Regions from separate parts of the Mus musculus genome. Here region 2 is linked to region 1. A link is a loop called in an ENCODE intact Hi-C map of the cell type or tissue named here. Cell type or tissue: left cerebral cortex. All regions are shown on one strand. Links, peaks and the distances in the headings refer to the core of each region. The heading gives the core; the rest is flanking DNA. Region 1 has its middle 40 kb from the start of Gm30116. Region 2 has its middle 59 kb from the start of Lipi.

Evidence for each region. A loop is a pair of places that touch in the nucleus more often than their neighbours do. Peaks named below come from ENCODE experiments on the same cell type or tissue, not always from the same donor. Only the 100,000 strongest peaks of a DNase experiment are listed, where the experiment ranks them.
Region 2: it touches region 1 in a loop (4-fold over the local background); 9 of 42 quality-filtered maps call a loop at or near these places.

Annotation. Positions count from the first base shown.
Region 1 is chr16:75,346,858-75,359,119 of GRCm38, forward strand. It overlaps a transcript of Robo2 not described here. Among named protein-coding and RNA genes, the nearest start is that of Gm30116, 40 kb to the right of the region's middle. In left cerebral cortex, for the core only: no CTCF peak of the experiment used is centred there; a DNase peak (open chromatin) is centred at 6,799.
Region 2 is chr16:75,521,372-75,533,633 of GRCm38, forward strand. No RefSeq gene overlaps it. Among named protein-coding and RNA genes, the nearest start is that of Lipi, 59 kb to the right of the region's middle. In left cerebral cortex, for the core only: no CTCF peak of the experiment used is centred there; no DNase peak of the experiment used is centred there.

The DNA.
Region 1 (12,262 bases), core at 2,853-10,852:
TTGACAAATGGGACCTCAAAAATATTGCAAAGCTTCTGTAAGGCAAAATTATAAATCAACAGTTATTTTAATTAATACTATGCTTTACTAGCAGAATAACAGTTGGTTCCCCCTAGGTCCTGCCGTTTGTCTAGCCACAGATTCTTGGCCATGAGAACTGTGCCAGATATGGGTTCCACCTTGTGTAGTGGGCATCTTCTTGGGCATAGAGCTCCTGCCAGAACCCAATGAGCAGAGCTATCTTCCTTCCCTGTTCCTTCCCAGACTGGAATAATATTATAATAATTATATATCATAATAATTATTATAATAATATTGGGAAAACACAGCCTCAGGACTCCTATCACAAAATCATTTTATTGTTATGGAATTTCACTTATTCCTCCTGAGCTTTGGTCCAGTGGTCTCCAAACCAGAGGTGGAGAAGATCTTAAGTTCACCGAGGTGTGTCTGTATTCTTCAGCCATTGAAGATGCTCAGACTTTATACCCTACCATGCTATCCTGGGACACAAAAGAATAAACAAACAAACAAACAAACAAAAAAACCAACTTCACCTATTTACAATTAACCATGGCATCTTGTATAGTACTACAGTGTTTCAAATTATTTTAAGAGTGGGAAAAGTATATTACCATAATGCAACGTATAGAAATTAAAGAAATGTATATGCAGCTCTGTAGATGATGTTGGTTAATGTGGATATTGATCAGTCTAGAGTCCCTATAGAACTGTAGAGTCCCAAAACCATTCACCACATCATATGGAACTATTTTCTCTCTTCGTGAGTTATACTCTAATGTCAGAGGCTAAGAGGAGGATTTATGCTGAGAAGAAGTAATATGCATTATAAGTTCCCAAAATTACTTTTCTTTATTATTCTAATACTGCTCTCTCTGTGTTGATGTGAGACTCATTAGGAGATATTCTTTAACTGAAAGGTCATTATGAGTAGAGCTAAGTGTCTTTGTTGATGAAAGTAACTGAAATTTTTCCATATTGCTTTCTTTAATGGGGTAGACAAAACAGGTGTTTTCATTGTAAGCACCATTTACCAAGGAATTGAAAATTCATGGTGTTGTGAACTAGACAAGAAAAGCAAGTAGAATGTTTTCTTAGCCAAATGCATGGCAGTATTAATCCATTGCTGTTAACCTCAGCCAGACTTCAAGTACTGACTAGAAAATACCTATTACCTTTCTCTTTTTCAGTTAGAACTTTTCAAGATGATCTAGTCTAAGTTTTGCCACATAGACAACTCTGAGCTAGCTTTCATTCTCCTTAAACTCTGTCTACTTGTTCCCTAAGAAAGATAGAAGCCATGGTCACACAAATATGTGGCATCCATCTTTAAAACACCCTGAACCTTGTCAGGAATGCAGCCACCACTCTCCTGTTCAGGAGAAACATAAAACAAACTGTGATTTCTCCCTCTTTCTCTGTGCCCTTTCTCCTGCCTCAGGTTTTCTGCCTACTTTACACAAAGATCAACAGATGTGGATACATTAACACTCCATTCCTATGCATTCCTCAATGTTCCGATGCTATTGCTACTTTCTTCATATACTCATGGCTGCATTAATTACAGAAGCCAACGTACTGGTCACTATGCATTTCTATTCCTTACGTTATTTCTTAGCCATATAAGATTAGCATACAACTTAGCACACTTTCTTGGTTAGGATATATGTTGCCTTATATGTGATACACGGTGGGTTTCTTCAAATGAGAGTGTTAAGTGATGACTAGCAAACATAATGACTGGAAGGAAATTATCTTGAGATCAGCACAGAGGGAAGGGATGGAGAAACACAATGGTTTGAATGGAGCAAGTGGGCCACACGCAGCCTGTGGGTGTGTGGAGCCAGAATGCCACTTCATAACTGTACTAGGATCAATCCAAATGGAAGTAGTTCACTCTAGAACAGTATTTCTCAGTCTTGCTAATGCTATGAACTGTTAAGAAAATCCCTCCTATTATGATGACTCTCCAACGTTAAAATTATTTTCATTTATATTTCATAACTGTTATAAAATTTACAGTTACAAATAGTAATGCAAATATCTATGCTTTTTGATGGTCTTAGGCAACCCCTGTGAAAAGGTCATTAGATCCCAAAAAGGTCATGACCCACAGATAAGAATCACTGCTCAATAAGGAAAGATAAAGGTTTTCAACTGAGGGTATGCTTGAAGACGGTTTGTACCATAGCACCATCATACAGCAGAAACTCAATTTCAGGATATTCTTCATATCCCCAGGGGCACTTTTAGAATGTGCATTTGACCTACCTTTCTACTCACTTTTATATTTATTATGTTATACATGCTTGATTTGTATATAAAGTGTGTGTGTGAAGCTTCACCATTTTCATGGGTGAAGCACATGTCGCTGTGTGTTCATAAACATGCTTATGCATGTACAGTGAGTGCCAGAGTTGATATTAGGTGTCTTCCTCAATCTCCCCCCAATATATTGAGAATGAGTCCATAGCTGACCTGTAACTCACCATTAGTAGGATATAGAGCTTGCCTCGGGGATCTTCCAGTACTGACATCTAAGTGAGTGCTTTGGTTAAAGGTTCCTCACCACAGCCACCTGCTTTTGACATGAGATCAGTATATTAAACTTTGGTCTTCGTGCTTGATGATTGTGGTGGTTTGAATATGCTTGGCCCAAGGAATGGTACTATTAGGAGGTATGGCCTTGTTGGAGTAGGTGTAGCCTTGGTGGAGGAGGAAATGTGGCACTGTGGGGTAGGAAATGATACTGTCCTCCTATCATAATAAAAAATACATTTTGTCCATCTTCCAATGTCCCCATGGTCTATAGCAGTCTAAAAAATTTTTAAAGTACAAATTCTTTTTATTATGCTGTGGCTAGGTATGTCCCCCATAGACTTTTGTTTGAACAGTCTATGGAGGCCAAGGAGTAGAATGTGGTGGTTTGAATATGCTTGGCACTATTAGGAGCTGTGTGGCCTTGTTGGAGTAGGTGTTTCCACGTGGGGTGAAATGTGTCACTGTAGGAATGGGCAATGAGACCCTCCTCCTAACTATGTGCAAACCAGTCTTGTCTTTGTAGCCATCTGCTGAAGATAACACAGTTACAAACAGATAACTGTAATAATAATCAGCATCAGTGTAGAAAAGATTCAAGAATTAAAAAAAAAAAAGATCTACATATAAGCCAACCATGACTACTTGAAATATACTAACAGATATTAGATAACTTTATTAGATAACTTTCTATTCCATACTGCAGAGACATGTGCTTGGCCAAATTCATTGCCAGTACATTTGCTATATCTAAGAAATATTAATAGCCTAGATGGCTGTCATCTGGAGGATGGATAATTAAAAAGAGATATTTATAAGAGAATGGAATTCTATCAAGCTGCACTGAAAGTGAAGGCATGAAATTTGAAGATAAATGGATGGAACTGGAAAATATAGTGAAGGAAGGTAATACAGACCCAGTCAGACAAATTCCATATATTCACCCTTAATTGTGGGTCCTAGTTCTGAATCTTTAGCTCTGAGTACATTAAAGGAAGAAACCTGTAAAGCATGGAAAATAGAAACGGACCACGAGGAAGGAAGCAAGAAGGGACCCTAGAGAGTGGATTAGTAACACAGAGGTGTATGAAGGGAGAAGCCGTGTATTCTCCCTGAAAATTTGGAATAGAAGATAATACAGAAGGAGGAAAGAGAGGCAAAGATATCTAAACAATTTGGAAAAGCCACAGGGGAAAAAAAGTATTTTATAATCTGATTTAAAATACCCATGTAATCAGTGAGTTTGTGCATGCAAATTTTAAATAAAGCTTTTGACCCACAGAAGAGTAATGCTCTCCCAAGAACCATAGACTAACAAATCCCTACATCCTGACATTAGAAGCTTGATGTTAAACTGTTGTTCAGGAACATGCAAAAGACTTCTAAAACAACAGAGACTATTGACTTTGCCTCCCAGAACTTAAAGGTATGACACTATTGAAGACACCACCCATTTCTGAGAGAACACTTGAATAAATCCATCTGGAACTTAGCTGAAATCCTCCTCCCTGAGGACCAACACTCATAATATCAGGTACTGCTATGCCACCTGCTAAGAACGATAGTCAGTCGTTCTGCCTAGCTATAAAGTATATAAACCACAAATAATAATTCACCCAGTAAGATGTCCCAGTAAATGGTAAAACAATGACATGTCGTGGTGATAAACAAGGGGTGTTTAACAACACTTGTGGTCTGATCAAAACCGGGGGGGGGGGAATTCATGCCTAGTTATTTAAACCTAGTCATCTACCCATGGCTGAAGTGGTCATAAACCCTAAAAGAGAACTTACTACAGCTGTTTTCCTAAACAAATAATTTCTAACTGCAAGGTAAACTAAATACTCATCTTTGAACCCACAAATAACCATAACTCCTTTGTGTCATCAAATAATTTTCTGTGTTGTTCTTTCTATAAACAGAGACTATTGCAAACTCCCACAACTGGTCAAAGTAAAGAGTATACATAACTGTAGAGGCCTATCCACGAGTGTCATATCTATAATGTAACTCTTACACCTATATCTTGGAGAACAGAAGAGGCAATGAATGATTCTAAAGAGCCAGAACGAGGACACCAGCTGCTCCATAGTGTTTTCTAGACATGAAAGTGATGCTGAACCCATGAAATTTCAACAATACGGTTGCCTAAACAAAACCTACACAATGGCAATCCCATTGCCATTTAATAGGGGGAATTTCACATACGTTTCTCAACTAGATAAAAAACTATGGGAAATTCATAGCTGCTAAGAGAGGGAGGGAGAATATATCTTCTCAAATGATCCTAAGTATATATAATCCTAAGTGTTCTGCCTTAAACACACATATATGTATAAGAACAACACTTTAGCAATTCAGTAGTGTGTGTGTGTAATAACAAATATAAAAGAGGATATCATTAATTATAAGAGGTGTGTAATAATAATAATAATTAATAATAATAATAGTATCTCATGAATTTGAGAGGCAGTGAGAGCATGCAAAAAGTTGGAATGGACATGGAGTGTGCTAGCTGGTTTTATGTCAACTTGATTCAAGATATAGAGTTATCTGAAAGGAGGGAACCTCAACTGAGAAAATGCTTCTATTAGACCAAGCTGCATAATATTTTCTGGATTGATAAGGAGAGCCCAGCACATTGTGCGTGTTGCCATCCTTGGGCTGGTGTTCCTGGGTTGCCTCAAAGGTATCGCTTTGGAAAAGTGTTAGGACACTGTAATGAATTAAGGGCTTTGACACCAACCCACCCACAAAACTTGCAATCAAAAATAGCCTTTGACCGAGAACAATGCAAGGACAAAGATGAAGCAGAGACTGAAGGGAATGGTCTACCAAAACTCAGTCCTACTTGAAATCCATCCCATGGGCAAGCACCAATCCCTGACATTGTTTGATACTCTGCTATGCTTTCAGACAGGAGCCTAGCTTAACTGTCCTCTTCAAAGATCTACCCAGCAGCTGACTCAAACATGCAGATACCCACAGCTAAATATCAGATGGAGGTCAGCAACTCTTATGGAAGAGCTATGAGAAGAATTGAACCCTGAGAGGGATGGGACCCCTCCAGGGAGACCAACAGAGTCCAATAACATGGACCCCTCAGAGTACTCAGAGACTGAGCCACCAACCAAAGAACATACATGGGCTGGAACAAGGTAACCCTCAGCACATATGCACTAAGTGTGAAAACAACTCTCCATTTCTATTCCCAATACTGGAGTAGAGGCTCTTCCTAAAGCTGTAGCTTGACTGGGTATCATTTTCCCTGCAGGGCTGCCTCGTCTGGCCCCAGTGGGAGAGGATGTGCTTAATCTGGTAGAGATGTGATGAGCCAGAAGAGGGGCCCATTCTTTAAGAGGAGAAGGGGAGAAAGAATGGGAGGAAGGACTCTGTGAGGGGGGACCCGCGAAGGGGCAGCATTATTTGGGGATTATAGATTAATAAATAAATAAATTTAAATAAAAAACTATATCAGCACATCAATAGATGTATGCCTTGGAACACCAACTTGTCAAATGCAGTCCTAACAGACTCCTGAAAGTTAAAGGAGATTGTCTGGTGGATCTTAAACAGTTAGTGGTTTAGTACATGGCATAGGAGAGAAAAATCTAGACTAGCTCTCAATAGACTGAACACATTCAGCTTCTAACCATGCTTCAAGTCTTAATTGTGAAAATAATCATATACTGCTCTGATATTACTGGTATAACCCATACTGAGATAATACTTACAAATCTGCCTTGAGACATACCTAGAATACCTGCCACGGGGAAGACTAACAGAAAGAATCGTAGCATATATACATAAATCCAAAAGACTCTATGTGTTTAGTACCAAACATCGGTCAAGCATTGTTCTCGTAAAAATTCAAAAATGTATATTATAGTAGTCCAGCTGAGGAAGATGGATGAATAATTTAATCCATTAATATATTTATTAAGAGCTTCAAATGTAAAATCATATGGAACTCTAGAAATTGACAGAGGAGATAAAACAATTGCTTCAACATAGCGCAGCCTCATGTGAACTCATGAGTGAGGACCACAGGAAACTAGGAAGGAGTTGTTCTTGGTGACAGTTTCTGGGTGGAGGAAGGCATAAAACCACCAGGGCACTGAAGCCTGATGCTGCAACACAGGGATATGAAATTGCAATGTCTTTTATCTTGACCCAGACTATAATCTGAGAAAACTGCAGACAGTTTGATTGGCTGAGACAGAGCCCAGGAGACAGAATGTAGTGAGTAGGAGGGAAAAACAGGCCAGGTCTATAAATGTCACAGGAAGAAATTTTCACAATGTCACAGGGAAATCCTGCAAGTGCTTTCAAGAGAGACAATGACACATAAGAAAAACTGTGAGTGCTGCTTGTCAACACAAAGTGACAACATGAAGAAAACAGAAGCCACAGTGCTAGATAACTTAGGCTGAGACTGATCTCATCGAAATGAAGGAACAATATATTTCCATTCTGGAAAATTCCAACAAACGAGACTTATTAGTCTTACCGGTTAGCACTGCCCTCTCTGAAATAAGGGACGTTAGGCTTTGCCATTTTTGCTTCTGAATGTATGAATCTGTGGAACTCTACAATCCAATCTATACAACTTCTCATTCACAATTAGTATTTGGGACATGGGTTATCTCAAAAGGACAGCAGAAGGAATAACGACAGAACCTCTCCAGTTCCCCTGCACTGTCCATCTCACCTAAGAGTATATTGAAGTTATATTTTAATCCAAGTATTTATAATCACAAATAAATATCTTTTCCCATGGGAAACTAAATACTGAATGTGAACAAAGACAATTGTTCTTGCACACAGGCGTTCTTCCCCAAGGCCACTGGGAACATTCAGGAATCTGTGCTAACTTTAGTAATAGGAGCTACTGACGCACACGCATACCCCCACTATTAACTGTTTGTCCTATTAGGTTGAATTCATTGATGCAACTTCTGCAATCACAGCTGCCCATTCTTCAACCAGAAGAATCCAACAGAAGTTGTGTGCTGCGAGTTCTGAGGTCTTCGTTCTTATCTTTGGTTGAAGTCTTTGTTTCTCTCTTTTGTCCTAACCTATTTTCCCCCCATGGGACACAACTCCACCTAATGAAATACAGGCTTTGTTTTTTAAAAGGCTAAGCAAAGAGACAAGAGGAGAGGAGAAAAATGAGGAAACTCACAAGAGGGTGAGACATGGGCTCTCTATGTGCTCTAATTTAAAATTCACTGAGTCTGAACAAACCATCTCTAAGCCTTTCCCAGTTGCTATCCCATGGGATGATGATCAGTAAATCAGTTTTGATTCTGAGCCACTGAATCCAGGTATAGTTATTCTACAGCAACAGGTAAACACTGAGTAGTGGTGTGAAGACTTCTACGTGTTTATTGAAGAATCCCAAGTACTAAAGATAGTGACTGGCAGAAAATAACTTGGTAATTCATAAGGACAAAAATGGCATAACATGCCAGATGCAAAAGCAGAAAAGACACAGGCACATTGGCAGGCCGTGAATACCAACGAATAAAGTGAAATCTCTAAGAAACCCTGCTGGTGACCAGTGACTTTGTCAATATACACAAAGGAACTATATACCATACCTGTGAAGGGCATGCGTGGCTATCACAGGTTTCTCAGGTCAGACTAAACAGTACTTCTAAAATATCAGAAAAGAGAATGGATATTGAGTACCCCCCTCATATTTAAAATATCATTCATCCTAAATTGATGTAACTGGAAAAATTAATTCCTTCTAGTATTTTTGTAGTTCAATTTTGTGGTTTTTGAATTTTATTTATTTTACAGTGTTTAAGTGTGTTTTGTGCATATCTTTTTTCCTGTCTGTAATACTTCTACATAAAAAAATGCTTGTATTACCTATAAGAGCATTAACTGAAAGCTGGCTTTCTCTAAATGAATTCTATTATATAATATCACACTGAAGTTTGCCATAGAATTTTGATATGAAGGCTGTAATTAAAAACCCATGGTCTGTTTAAAGATTCCCATATGTAATTATTTGAAACAGAATGCAATAACACTCAAAATGTTGATATATTAAATATCATGAAGATACTAACTTCTACATTTTCAAAACCCTAGGAGGTTTTGATTTATTGGTATTAAATGAACTCAGCTCAATAACATAAATTTGAAATAAAATGTCATTATGATTACTTCTATTTTTATTTCACTCTTTTCAACTTTAAAATTAATAGAACTCTCTCTTTTTTTTCTAACAAACTATCCAAATTACTTAGTACTGACATTCTTTTTCAAAAAGAAACCAACTTCCCTTAAGCCCACATGCTTCTGCTTTGGCCTCCTGGAAACTTAGTGCCCCACTATGCCTCCTAATTTATATGTGTTCTTATTAAGCTTTTATTTCAGACCAAAGTGAACAACTCGGTTCTAACATCTGAGGTCTGAATAACTTGAAAGGAGACCTGTAGGCAAGTGGGTGCCTGAGCTCATAGCACCAATGCCAGGCACCAATTTACCGAACCAGTCTCCAAAACACAGTAATGTTCTCTAATTCCAAATCTAACCAGAATGAAGGACCAGATTCATGTAGCCCAGGACAACAAGCCCACTCTTAATAAGTATCACCCTCAGCCCTTTGTAACTCATATATTTGTTCAGGTTAAAAACAGTTTATAATCATTTAACTTGTATAATATAATAGTACTCTAAACAGTTTAGATTAATTTTAATCAAGCAACATGGCTGCTTTGGCAAGGGATAACATCCAAAGAGCTTCTATGGCTAGGTGATCTGGCAGGAATGCAGACCTGCCCTGATTACAGTATAATCTGGATGGAATATAGACATACCCTTAGTACAAACCTTTAATTCCTATCAATGAAGGTAAGGTTAGTTTATAGAAGGAAACAGCCATGTATGAAAGTGACTTCTAATTAAGGGGAAGATGAGTCAGAGAAAGACAGAATGAGACACAGAAAGGATATGCCCAACTCTAGGGAAAACAGCACAGGATAGAGAGGCTACCAAAGAGCACAGGGAGGCAAAGAGAGATGGTGGTGTGGTGTGTGTGTGTGTGTGTGTGTGTGTGTGTGTGTGTGTGTGTGTGTGTGACAGTTTTAAGAGACCAGTTTTAGAGACAGGTTGCAGAGAGAACAAGTTAGATACAGGTGAAGACAGAATAATAATAATGTTTTCGATAATCAACTGTCATTCTCCATGATCCATCTGTTTTCTGCACTGGCCAGATAGGAGAGTTAAACGGAGATGTGGTGGGAACCACCACCCCTGCATCTTTCAAGTCCTTGATAGTGGCAGTAATTTCTGCAATTCCTCCAGGAATACGATACTGTTTTTGATTCACTATTTTCTTTGGCAGAGGCAACTCTAAAGGTTTCCATTTGGCCTTTCCAACCATAATAGCCCTCACTCTACAGTTCAGGGAACCAATATGAGAATTCTGCCAATTTCTGAGTATATCTATCCCAATTAGACATTCTGGAACTGGGGAAATCACCACAGGATGTGTCCGGGGACCTACTGGACCTACTGTGAGTCGGACATCAGTCAAAACTCCATTAATCACCTGCCCTCCATAAGCCCCTACTTTAACTGGAGGAAATTAGAAGGAGCCCAAAGATTAGCACACATTGCCAAAGTTAATATGAGACCAAGCAGAGCAATTCAGTCAGAAGTCGAGCAAAGCCAGACTGAATCAGTCAGCATGGAAGATTTGATTATATAGAGGCAAGAAGTTTCTAGACTTAAGCCTAGGGATAGAATGGAGAAAGAAACACTCTGGGCTCAGCCCAAGCTGTGTAATCACACAGCTTGGATACCGCTCTCATCTCATCCCTTGGTCTGAGGAATTAAAAGTAACATTTAAATAACAGCTTCTATCTTTGAACGGTTTTTAAGAATTTGGCACAGCAGTGAAATTGCTAATAGTGCCTCTCTCTTCCTCTCTCTCCTCCTCATGTCGCAGACTACAATACCCAGCACTCTGAAATTATTACTCTGAAATTCACACCATCAGAGGTTTTACAGCATATAGTTTAATATGTTCTTCTGACTCTTAACAGGATTACATTTTTCTTGAATTTCACCCAGTGCATCTCTTAGTCCTTTGGAGATTTTCAGTGTCTGTTTAATGACTTCCTAATTCATTGGAAACTTCCTTTACATTCAGCTAATAAGTCCCTGATGACCCAGGAGTTCCATGAATCGCAGTACTTTTTAATGTCTTTATTGCATAGTTGAGAATGATTCTGGTCCTTTTACCTCACACTTAAAAGCTTAATGCCTTTTGGCATATTGGCTACTGTAATCATGTAACTCTTCAAGTTACCTACATCTTCTTTCATTATCCATCTCTTAGGCCTTCCACAAATTCCTAGACCTATCATTTTTCAGGAAACTAGACAGAATTCAGCATCCTGTGGCATTAGTGTCCTTGATCTTTGATTTCTCAGCATCTGTTTGAGTTTAGTTTAATTCGATAGCAGCTGCTGTATCACATCCATGGCTTGTTGTACTTATACTTGGCTTTTGGTGAAATGATTAATTTTTGGCATAAGTTCATTTTAATTAAACACAGAAAACGAAGAAAATCATTTCATCTGGCTAAAGCTATTTTCTTGCCTTTTGTCTTTAAAAGATCTGCTCACAAATTCTCCCCAAATTAATATATATAAAGTTAGTTTTGAATCTGACACCTTGGCTCTTAGGTTTTGTTTGACAAACTAACAGAATGAGGTCATCTGAGGTTCTCAGAAGGAGCACTTTACCCCAGTCTTTCAAAGCATTTCTAAATGAGAATTATTGAGTTTATTAAATAAACATGCATAGTTTTTATTTACATTTCACATAAACATTAAATGAGTTTTTCAAATAAATATATTCCAAATTATTATCTGAAGTTAAGCTACAACTGACCCTAAGTAAATGGAATACTACCTTACTTTTTTGTTTGTTTGTTTGTTTTTTGTTTTGTTTTTCAAGACAGGGTTTCTCTGTATAGCCCTGACTGTCCTGGAACTCACTTTGTAGACCAGGCTGGCCTCGAACTCAGAAATCTGCCTGCCTCTGCCTCCTGCTGGGATTAAAGTCGTGCACCACCACGCCTGGCTACCTTACTTCTTTTTAGCATCTCTAAAACCTTTGCTTAAGAATCTTCTAAAAGACTCATCAATATGTCTTTCAGAAACCAAAAATAACCTGGATAAGACTAAGTTTTACTTCATTGACTTCCATGTATCATAATTTATATATGTGAGTACTCTGCTAGTGCCTTCAGACACACCAGAAGAGGGCTTCGGATCCCATTACAGATGGCTGCAAACTACCATGTGGTAGCTGGGAATTGAACTCAGCACTCCTAGAAGAGCAGTCAGTGCTCTTAACCACTGAGCCATCTCTCCAGCTCTGCCATGTATCATAATTTAAAAAAGAGATGTTGGTGATAGAATTGCTTGAGTATCAACAGTGGCTCAACAGAGCAGTATAAGCCATAGTATAGTAAGTACCCCTTTCAACCATACAAATAATTAACTAACATTATCAGCACATTACACTTCTTCTTTATCACAAGTATTATAATATTGAGAATGCCCTCCTCAGAAGAAAATAAAAATCAAGATTCTGTTTACTAGAAATTTTAAGTTTGATAAATGAGGAAAAAATTAAGGAATTGTATTTTATTTTTAATAGTTTTTATATT
Region 2 (12,262 bases), core at 2,232-10,231, 170 kb after region 1:
GAGGCTTGCAATCCTTCCAGTCACTGTCTAGTGATAGTACCAGATGATAAAGTATAATTAGAAAACTTAATAGTATCCTTGAACCTTTGCAATCTCATTAACCAGGTCATCCTTGCTCCCAGGCTTCATTAGTCCTTCTCTGGGGTTAAAATAAAACATTTGATAGAAACTCCAGATAAACAAATTAGTCGTAGCGTTTACTGGAGGTATTTTTGTGACCTCCCAAGGACTATTTGGAGATTCCATTAGCTACATAGTAGCACACTATAACTAATCATAGATGACAAGAAGTTTAAAATCACTACAAAGTTCAAGCCAATGGCAACATGATTCCGGATTTTTGTTAACCTGGAATACATAGTTAGCTCAAGAGGTGAAATAAAAAAAAATCACTTTAGCTGTTAGTGAAAACCAAATAACTTTATAAACTATTGTTCTTCTTCTACTATTAAAAATCAGTGAAATCTGCAATTATGGAACATTACAGAAAGGTTAAAGATGAGAACACACGCAGTCTATCTACAGGACACCTCAGCCATTTAGGTTAATGAAATGTCTATGAAAGCCATATTAATTAGCAAGTTCCCAGGACTCCAGCACTTACTTTATAAATGCCACGGTATACAGCACAGAACTCATTCAGTCTTTTGTCTATTGTCTGAGTAGTGACCTCTATGTTATGAAGTTGTATATTCTTCTGGAAGTCCTTCAACAGGCAGATTACCATCTAGCTCTGTGGCCTTATGATTACAGAGAAATAATAGAATTGCCTAACTTTTGGAAAAGATAATTTTTAAATGTTCAAAGCATGAATATACAGCTTGCTACAAGATGGCAGATATTTTGCCATGCCTTTCTCTTTGCCGTCATTTTTTTTTGTCCAAACATTCTTCATAGAAAAGTGAGAATTCTGATCACCAAAATCAAACTTAAGGCAGATATTTTTTAAAAAGAGGAGCAAAGTAATATATGACAGCGAATACATTGCATAGGTAGGAAGACCAGTAAAAATGAATGTAGTTCACAGTTTTTTAAAAAGGATAAAATTAGAATAGCAATCGTTTCTAATATGAACTTAACTGTCTACTCAGTGTAAAGAACAAAAATTACCAGCAAAACTTGGTTAATCTCTCCCACTTCCATCAGCTAAAATGGAATCTGTCTATGATAACCTTAATTCTTCCACAATTGTAGGAACATCTGAGGAGCAGAGCTTACATTTCACATGCATACTTAGCTATGAGGAAAATTAAGAATGCATTCCTTTGTCCTAGATATTTCAGACACATTCAGAATTTGGAAGTCTCCAAATATAGAGATTTTTTTCCCCTAAATTTTATAAATGGGGTTTCAATCATAAATTGACAGAGTAGTCCAAATTCATTGATTTCAAAGGCAAAAACCAAGACCTCATTAAAAAGTAGAAACCACATTACGTAGTACCAGCAACTGTTAGAAGGCAGAATGTCAGAGTGTCTGAGGCATGATGGAGATATCTTTGAAGGAAACTTATGGAACTGGTTTCAGTGTTTGGATGCAACTTTGCACCAGATGACACTCCATTCTGGGAGACACGAGAAGTCTTCAGATGAGACAGGACATCTTACAAGCTCAAGAAATTAGAGCAGAGATTGAGTAGACAGAACTACCAATCTGAGGAATGGAGAGAAATGGGATGGAATCCAATGGAAGTGCATATCACACCAGGAATGAATCAGAGTAGAGCCAAGAACCAAAGGTAAACTCCATCTGGAAATACGTGAAGTCTCTAAACTGCGCCTGCAGACAAGATTCCACCTATCCATGTAGAAATCAGATCATTTGCTTCTGTGAGAACATTGCCACCATTTGAAATTACTTTTTATTTCACATAGACTTGATAACAGTAAAAGTACACTCTTTTTTTTTTAAAGCTCAATGTTGAGCTGCCTACAATATCAAGACAATTTTCACGGAATATTAACACAGAGAACATTTTAAAAACCTACTTTAGGGCAAGCAAGATGACACAGTGAGGAAGGATGCTTAGTGCTAAATACAGTGACCTGAGTTCGATTCACAAGACACAAATGAAGAGAGAACCAGCTCCCACAAGTCATCCTCTGACCCCACAGCGGCACCTACTCACAAGCACACGCATAAATAAATGTTTTAAAATACCCTCATATAAGATTATAATTAAAGATAAAAATTGACACTGGGTTTAATACGCAAATTAAACTATAGAACTGTCTCCAGCACCCCTCCATTTTGCAGTATGTATACTTCATTTCCATGAACTAATACTTAAACTTGCTAGTTTGAGAAACTGTCATGTGAATAGTTCCTGTAGGTGGAACAATAATATGAACTAATCAGTAACCCCTCCCCCCAGCTCGTGTCTCTAGCTGCATATGTAGCAGAAGATGGCGTAGTCGGCCATCATTGGGAAGAGAGGCCCCTTGGTCTTGCAAACTTTATATGCCTCAGTACAGGGGAACACCAGGGCCAAGAAGTGGGAGTGAGTGGGTAGGGGAGTTTGGGGGGGGGGGTATGGGGGACTTTTGGGATAGCATTGGAAATGTAAATGAGGAAAATACCTAATAAAAATATTTTTAAAAAAACTGCAGGGACAAAAATGGGGAAGAGACTAAGGAAAAGGAGGTACAATGACTGGCTCAACTTAGGATCTGTCTCAAGGGGAGGCTCCAAGTCCTGACAGTATTACTGATGCTGTAGTGTGATTATAGACAGGAGTCTAGCATGGTTGCCCTCTGAGAGGCCCAGCAAGCAGCTAACTGAGACAGACATAGATACTTACACCCAACCAATCAACAGAAGCCAGGGACCCCTGTGGTTGATTTAGAGAAAGGCTAGAAGAAGCTGAGGAAGAGGAAGAGCCCATAGGAAAACCAACAATCTCAACTAAACTGTATGCCCAAGATCTCTCAGACATTGAACCACCAAACAAGTAGCACACACAAGCTAGTCTGAGACCCCCAATACATACATAGCAGAAGACTCCCTGGTCTGGCCTCAGTGAAAGAAGATGCACCTAACCTTTGAGAGACATGAGGCCCCAGGGAGTAAGGAGGTCTGGTGGGGTGGGGGTAGGGATGGTGACACCCTCTTGGAGACAGGGGGAGGAGGAATGGGATGAGGAACTGTGAGAAAGTGGAACAGGAAGGGGATAACAACTGGAATGTAAAAAAAAAAAGATTAAAGTTAGTAATAATGAAGGAGGAGGAAGAAGGAGAAGAAGGAGGGGGAGGAAGAGAAAGAAGAAGGAGAAGGAAGAGGAAGAAGAGAAGGAGAAATAGTAACAGCAAAATACAAATAAAGGACTAAAAGCTTTAAAAAAAACAAACTGTTATGTTTACATTTAAAATATTTTGAAGTCTCTGAGGGAAGAGTTTTAAGAGGGGGGAATTTCCTTCTATTTTGTCATTACCCTAAATCTCTCCTCTTACTCTACTGCTGAAGATGTATTACTGTCAGATGAATTAGGTTAATGGCAAGGAGAGGCACACTATTACCGATCAGTATGAGCCAATGTTTTGGGGAGTGCTTTTAGCTTTGTGGCTTACATTGTGTCAGCTAAAATCTCAGAGTCAAGTTTCAGCAAAAGAGGTATGAACTATCTAAAGACTAATGGCAATAAGTCTATATTAGTGTTTTAAAGTAAGTATCACCAACTTCCAAAGATACAATGAGTTAAAAGGTCTTAATAGACATATTTCTGTATTTGATCTGAATAAAAATTAACTTCTGTGACAGTGTTTGTTAAATACAAATGAAGATAAAAAACATCCCACATATAGATATAACAGTCTACAGAACACAGAACATTCTTCCATAGAGGAAATGCTATGAATGTGTTGTGCTTCGGTTGATTTAAAAAGAGATATGCCAGGACAAGGAAGCGGGAGTGGTTGGGTTGGTGAGCAGGGGCGGGGCATGGGATAGGAGGTATTTGGGGGGTGGGCAGGAAAGGGGATAACATTTGAATTGTAAAAAAAAAAAGAAAGAAAGTATCTAATAAGAGAGAGAGAGGAGAGAGAAGGGGAGACAGGCAGAGAGAGAGAGAGAGAGAGAGAGAGGGAGAGAGAGGGGAGAGAGAGAGAGAGAGAGAGAGAGAGAGAGAGAGAGAGAGAGAGAGAGATGAGTCTGGGAAGTCTAAGCAACTCCCAAAACAATAGGTGATTGGTGATGTCTTTAGTCTCCTTGCAGAATTTTAAGGTAAGTACCTATCTCAGAAAACACCACATATCCAGATATTGGACTTTAAGGATTCCTGTTAAAGATGACCTCAAAACCACCCCCTACCCCAAGAACCAGGTTTCATCGTATTGGAAGTTGCTATGCAAGTTGCCAATGGAGAAAAGCAATTGATAGTCCTATCCAGCTGTGATGTCTACAAAGCAAAACAATGACCACTGTAGCAAGATATCCTCAGAAGTGCAACAGTGGTCATTACACCTTGGCAGTAGCTGATAACTCTCTAACAGAATTTAAGACCCACTCAAAACGAGGTAATTAATCCATATCTGGTTCCCTAAACCTAGCAGATGAAACCATAAAGCCTGGAGGAGAGAGCCTACTACTGTCACTTTTCCAAACCAGCATCATCTTTAACTGCATTACTAATACTTTTTCTTAGACACACAGATGAGTATAGCCTACATTCCTTAGCAAGGAAACTTTATTTTGTAACAAATAGAGATTGCAGAAAACCATAACTAGTCAAAATGCAGAGACCAAATAAATGCGGAGTAGCCAGTCCCAACTGATACATTCATTATATAACTTCTACACGTAAGCCTCAAGGAACATTGCAAAAGAGCTGGGCAGAGTACTGTAACAGCTATATCACCAGGATTTCTGCTGCAAGATAGTCTCTTTTATGTTATGACAGGGAAGCTTTAACTATGAAATCTCAACAATTGTTGCCTAAACATGACATGAGAAATGCCAATCCTAGTGGACATGCTAATGTAAATGGGGAAAATCTCTCAAAGAGCTTTATCTATATGAAGAGTTATCATCAATCAATGATTCTGGATGAAGGGAAAACCACTCTTCCTCGGGAATAAGAACCCTGGTTGATTATCCAGTATCAAGGGACAGCCATAAAAACTCATCAAGCAACATGAAATGGACTCAGGCATTTGTATTCGTAGGCACATGTGCGTGTGCGTATGTGTGTGTCTGTGCGTGTCTGTATGTGTAATAACAAGGAAAACGATGTCATGTATTTGAGAGTAAGAGAGAGGTACAACAAGAATAGGAGGGAAAATTGTGAGTTCAAAAATACAAATTTAAAAATTTGAAAAATAAAAAAGTACATCTAATAAACAGTTTTTAATCATTCTGTCACCTGCCTCTTCACTCAAGTGTTGATTTTTTTGTTTGTTTGTTTGTTTTACAGAAACTTACAGTGTTTTGGTGTAAGGTCCCATTAATTAGTTAATTTTATTTATTTTCATATTTATTTTGCTATTTTGTGTTAATTGAGGTTTAGCCTACATGCATATGTATACAATGTACATGACCAATGCCCATGAGGGTGAGCATCAGATCCCCTGAGACTAGAGCTGCAAACAATTTATAGTCACCATGCAGCTACTGGGAATCAAACATTGGTGGTCTGCAAGAGTAACATGTGCTGTTATGTGCTGAGCCAAGTCTCCAGTCCCTAATTCTTGGACTTAAAGCCTGTGTCCTTCTCACAAAGGTCTTTCCTGTGCCAATATGTTCAAACATATTCCCTACTTTCTCTTCTATCTGATTCACAGGACCAAGTGTTAGGTTAGATCCTTGACCCAGTCTGGGTAAAATTCCGTGCAGGGTGAGAGAGAAGTCTTGAGTTTCATCCTTCTGCATGTACCTACTTAGTTTGAGTGGCATCCTTTGTTGGAGATGCCATGTAAAATGAACTACAAATGCTCTCTGAGAGCTCCCCTGTAGGATTGTCTCACTTTACTTTCTGATACTGAGATGAAACATTCTGGCCTAAAACGAGTTGGAGTTGAAAGGCTTAATTTGTCTTCAGTGTCCCATTCGCAGGCCACCGGGAGTGGAAATCAAGGCAGGAACTCAAGGCAAGAAGCTGGGGCCAGGAACTGAAGCAAAGTTCATGGAAGAATGATGCATACTAGCTTAGCCTCTGCTTACTCACCTTGCTTTCTTATGTAACCTAGCAAAACCTGTCCAGAAAGACATTTTTCTACAGCTTGCTTAAACAGTCATCTTCTCAGCCAAATTTCCCTCTTCCCAGGTGACCCTAGCTTGTGTCAAGGCGAGGAAAGGCTAATTAATGCAGACATTGTTGTAAGTTAATTGATGTGGGAAGCCTTACACACCATGGGGAGCACCATTTCCGGGCTTTAGAGCTGGGACTGTACGGAATAAGAGAATGTAAGCTAAGCACTAGAATGAGCACAATCATCGCTCTCTTTGTCTAACTGTGAAGGTAATACAGAGAGCAGCTTCAAGAGCTCCTGCCTTTCCTGGTCTTGACTCTAACCTGTAAAAACGGGAACTGGGAGCTGGAAGGTATAAGGCAGCTAAAAGGCTATTACCACATCATCGACCCCTTTCATTATTCAATCTAGTGATTTCTAAACCATGGATCTCTTTGTAATCAAAACACACACTTACACATCATTCACATGAATAGCCACACTCAAACCCTGACATTTTATTGTGAATTCACAACAGGTTGAGTTAGAGTTTTTAATTTGAACTTTTCTCGGTATTTTGGCCCATTTTCAGTTTCTTCATATTTTAATTTTTTTTCTATGTGAGAGCCAATTTTGACTATAGAGTTAATTTATAACTGCTATGTGTACACAAGCTGCCCATTTGACTAAGCAACAATGATTATGCTTTTCTGTAATGGGCTAGAATTGGAAGAACAGCAACAATGACCAGAAGTCTACCAACTAAATAACAGCTACAGCTGTTCTTCCCTTATTGAAATGTTAAGGGTGAGGTTGACTCATCCAGGTCTAAAAGAAAATGCAGCCCCAACACTTAGTCTATATGAATTCCTTCACTTAAAACCGAATCCTATAACTACACCACAGAGATACATAGTCAAAGCAATTTTTAGGTGAGGACTGCTCAACTATTAGAAACTATAGATATTTTTCAACTTGGTTCAAAAATATTTCTTTTTGAGATTGTACATTTAAAAATCCTTCAGCCATAAACTGAAAATTCTATATAATTAATTTCAAATTAATTTCAGTTCCTGAAATGATAGCTAGTGATACATGCTTTATTGTACAGAATACAATATTATATATATAGAGAGAAACATATATATAGAAATATATATGAGATTTATAGATATAATATGAACAGCTATTCCTTAGAGCTTTAATCAATTCATTTTTCTAGTTTGAATTCAGAATTGCCCACAGTGACCAGTGCTAAATTATTTCTTTCAGAACCAATTTATGCTATCATGCTGACATACTTTCCAGAGTCTACTACTAATTTATGTTTTAACCTTCTGCCTTCAGATCTTGCAGTGACGAGGAATTTAATAGATCCTCCCCTGGCACAAAGTCAATTTAATGAAGCTCAAAGAATACATGGAAATGGTTATATTTTAGAGTAGAAAATGATCAGTACCATGATTTTATCATCAGGAGATAAAATGTGGTTTTCAATCTTTAAAAGTTTAATAAATTCAAATCTACCTTACATGGAGATTAGCTATCTCTACGATAACAATGTTAGCAGCAAAGAACACAATTTGGTAAATATTTCCTTCTTGTTCAATGGCTTTGATATTTCCCATCACTAGATAAGTTGATAAAGGCAAAGCTTACTTTCCTTGTCTAGTTTCAAGACTGAGAACTGTCAAGAGGGGCTGTTAATTAGGCACCAATTGATGTCCACTTTGCTTTTTATTGCTGCCATAAAGACCATGACCAAAAGCAACTTAGACAGGAAACAGTTTACGGTAACATTCAACTCATGGTCAATCATGAAGGGAAATGAGTACAAGAAGTGAAACAGGCCATGGAGGGATGCAACCTACTGCCTTTCTGGCTTGGTCTCCAGACTCCCATTTAGCTGCCTCTCATATACCTCCCAAGATCACCTGCCCAGAAAGCAAACTACCCTCAGTAGGCTAGACCCTCACAATCAATTATCAAATATGAAAGTACTCTACAGCCCACAAGATAATCTCATCATTTGAGATGCCTTCTTCCCAGATGACCCAATTTTGTGTCAGGTTGAAAAATAATTAAAATAATATAAAAATAATATAAAATGCACATGGCCAGTACATTATCAATTCAATTTCTTTCATTCTTTTTTCCAGTATCAACCTAAATTCTAGGAGAGAAAGACATTTGTAACAGGTGAAATGAAACAACAGGTATCAACACACAAGATAGACATAGGTAGTGTACTGGTTGGTTTTGTGTGTCAATTTGACACAGGCTGGAGGTATCACAGAGAAAGGAGCTTCAATTGAGGAAATGCCTCCATGAGATCCAACTGTAATCTCAATTAGTGATCAAGGAGGGAGGGCCCCTTGTGGGTGGCACCATCTCTGGGCTGGTAGTCTTTGGTTCTATAAGAGAGCAGGCTGAACAAGCCAGGGGAAGCAAGCCAGTAAGTAACATCCCTCCATGGCCTCTGCATCGGCTCCTGCTTTCTGACCTGCTTGAGTCCAGTCCTGACTTCCTTTGGTGATGAACAGCACTATGGAAGTGTAAGCTGAATAAACCCTTTCCTCCCCAATTTGTTTTTGGTCATGATGTTTGTTCAGGAATAGAAACCCTGACTAAGACAGGTAGCTTATTGTCTTTGATTATTAGTTCATACAAAGTTCTGATCTAGACCCACAATCACGAAGCTTCTTCAGTTATGCCAGGTCTACAATGCTCAGCTTCCTAGTTATAGGTCTGCAGGGTTATGATGCTACCATGTCTTAATCTGAGACCACAAAGTCTTTACCTTTGACCAGAATACTTATATCAGGTTAATCATTTCTTCTTTATAACCTGGTTATGGAAACCTCTTTTGTCTGAAGGTTTTGATTTTTATAACTGCACTTTTTACAAATCCCTAGCTGAAAGATAACTGTTCTCAACATTCCTCAGGCTCACTGAAAAATGAGGAGAAGTATCAAGCATCAGTTGCTATGTTATCTTGGTTTCTGCTCCATGGTTTTATTTTCTTTCTCATCTATCTGACTGAAGAAATCAAAGGAAAGTACAACGACATACTGATTTCTAAAATATCTTAATTTTGACGTAGGCTTTACAACTCAAATATCTGAAAAAAAATATTGGGTTTATGACTTGAAACTCAGAGGAAACCACACAGAAGAATTCAAGCAATAACCTTGAGGGCAATGCTGCAGCGATTAGAACTGATATATTAAACCCTTTACAGAACACCAAGTCAGAAACAAAAAATAACTGGAAGAGGCGCTTACCTACTAGAAGATTGAAGTCATTTCAAAGTTGAAAGTTGTACAGAGATAGATCACAGGGCTAGAAGCAAAGAGGCTAGCCCCAGGATTACACCTAGGATAAATCTGTCAGGAATGACAGAGAGGAGTCCCTCTTACCTGCCTTCTGCCTAGCCGTCTGTGGTAGCTCATAACTTTAATCATGAACAGTGAAAAGCTGAGAGACAAGACAGCTGCTATGAAACTAGCCTGTACTACAATGTGAGATCCTATTGGAAAACAAAAGAAAAACACTGGTGATTTGTCTGCCTCGAGTTAAAATCAGCCCGAACAACATCACCTTCCCCAGGAACCCAACTGCAGACTAGACAATGCAATGAACGTATAAACTGTGAGAAGGATTTGGGTTGCCTGAGCTTGGCCAGCAATTACTACCTTGCAACACACACCTGGGGGTCCCTGACACCACGGAATGCTGGGCACCAGCCTTGCAATTTCCAAATTTAGGAAGTGCCAGTTCAAGCTACTTCTGAACATGTGGTTGACTTCTGCAGTGCTGCCTCTGCAGGACTATGGACAGTCATTGGTGAGGAAGTGACCAGAAACTTCCGAGAGTTCCTGGCAAATCTAAGAGATCATGACCAGGAAAAGTGACCATTCATACCCTGAAACCACGTCTTGGAAGCGCTGTATTCTATGACGTTTAAAAGGCTGAAAACCAGAACTGCAATTCTAACTTGCCCTGTAATGTCTGCTAGATTTGAATTGGAGTTAGATCAGAGATGCATTCACAGATAAATATATTTACCTGGGTACCTTGATACACTCAGTGTACTGAGCATGACTTTCTCCAAAGACATTTTAAAACCTCAACCTACGGAGGGGAGTGAGACCTTCCATCTCTGGTTTAGCCTATGTATCAATCATTTAGATTAGCAGTGATATAAAGATAAAAGCTTGCAGAGAGCAAAATACTTGCTCAACAACCATGGATTGTCACGTCAGTATTTAGTTTTAGATTAACTACCTGGAAATTCCAAACAGAAAACAAATAGCAGGAGCAAAAGAAGCCTGTTCAAGCCCTACAGTTGTGAAGAAATTTCCTTTAAAAGACTGCCCTCTTGTGACAATGTGTTATATTTTACTAGTAAAAGTATGTGATTCCCTTCACAATCTAACTCACAATACCTTAACAAGTAAAATCATAGCATAGTTTAGAGTTAAAGCAGAAAAATACCTGGGGCCTTTTTTGTGTTTTTTTTTAATCACCATTTAATTTTCAGTAGATATTTCAGGAAACTTAATGTTTAAAATCTTATTATGTAGGTAGTTTGATGTTTAGATTTGGTAAAATATACTACTTGTACTGGCTGGTTTTGTGTGTCAAGTTGACACAAGCTGGAGTTATTACAGAGAAAGGAGCCTCCCTTGAAGAAATGCCTCCACGAGATCCAGCTATAGGGCACTTTCTCAATTAGTGATGGGAGGGGGGGCATTGTGGGTGGGACCATCTCTCTGGGCTGGTAGTCTTGTTTCTATAAGAGAGCAAGCTAAGTAAACCAGGGGAATCAAGCCAGTAAGTAACATCCCTCCATGGCTTCTGCATCAGCCATGACCTACTTGAGTTCAAGTCCTGCCTTCCTTTGGTGATGAACAGCAATGCGGGAGTATAAGCTGAAAAAAATCCTTTCCTCCCCAGTTTGCTTCTTGGTTATGGTGTTTATGCAGGAATAGAAACCCTAAGACACAACTCATCTCCATCGTTAGAGAAATTAAAGATAACTTCATATTCAAGAGTCAAGTCATGTCAAACAGGTCGTAGCTTACATTCCTGTAGATAGAAATGTCACTGCAGGACAGAAGCCTGTGTTCATCAGCCAGTCTCTCTCTTCAAATGGCAGACAGAACACAGCCTCTGGCTTTAAACAGCTTTTGGTCTAAGGCTTGCGGTGACACATGGAAAGAAAGCACCACCATGCATGTGTTATGACACAGGCATATGTATCACACCTAAAGGCATGAATGAGAACCAAGGGAAGTGACCAGAGGAAGGTAACATAGGAGACCCTTTTAAAATAGGTGAAGCAGAGAATGACATAAGGGAGGCCACTGGCAGGTAGCCAGTGTGGTCAAGCTCCGGAAGTACTGTCCCTGCTTAGACTTTGCTCAGTGGGACTATGGTCTGCCAATAGATGTGTCCTTAGTGACTGAAATATCCTCCCCAGTTTCTACAAGTGTTGGATACTGACTCTGGCAATGAATCTCCCACCCAAGGGATGTCTCCTCACATCAGTCAACAGCCTATCTAACAGGGACATCACACAGTCAATATGGAGAAAGCATGCTTAGTATCCTTGCCTCGATTTGAGGTGCTTTTGGTGTACTCATTGAAATTCCCATGGGGAAGCTGGATATAGTAAATAAAACCCTCAGATCCTAGCCATTGATATGCTAAGACTGGAGGGGGTGTGCACGTTTAAATAGGAAAGTGCAAAAATGTGAAAATGCTAGACTACAAAATGATATCCTACGCCAAAACTAAAAATAATAAATATATAAATGAATGAGTAAATGGACAAATGAGAAATCTCCATTGGGTAGAATGATGTCATTCTGGTGATTCTAGAGAACACATTGCTCTATGTGGTCCTAGAGCCATTACTCCTATACAAGTGTTGGGAATTATGTATCCTTAGAGCCTGATCCTGCAAAACCTGGTGGTCCCATATCTGTACCTATCACATAATCCAGAAATGGACAATGGAACATAAACAGAGGTAAACTTTTATGCTGTGACAAGTGTTAGGTGGCTTAAAATAGAAATCCAGAAGATGTAAAGGC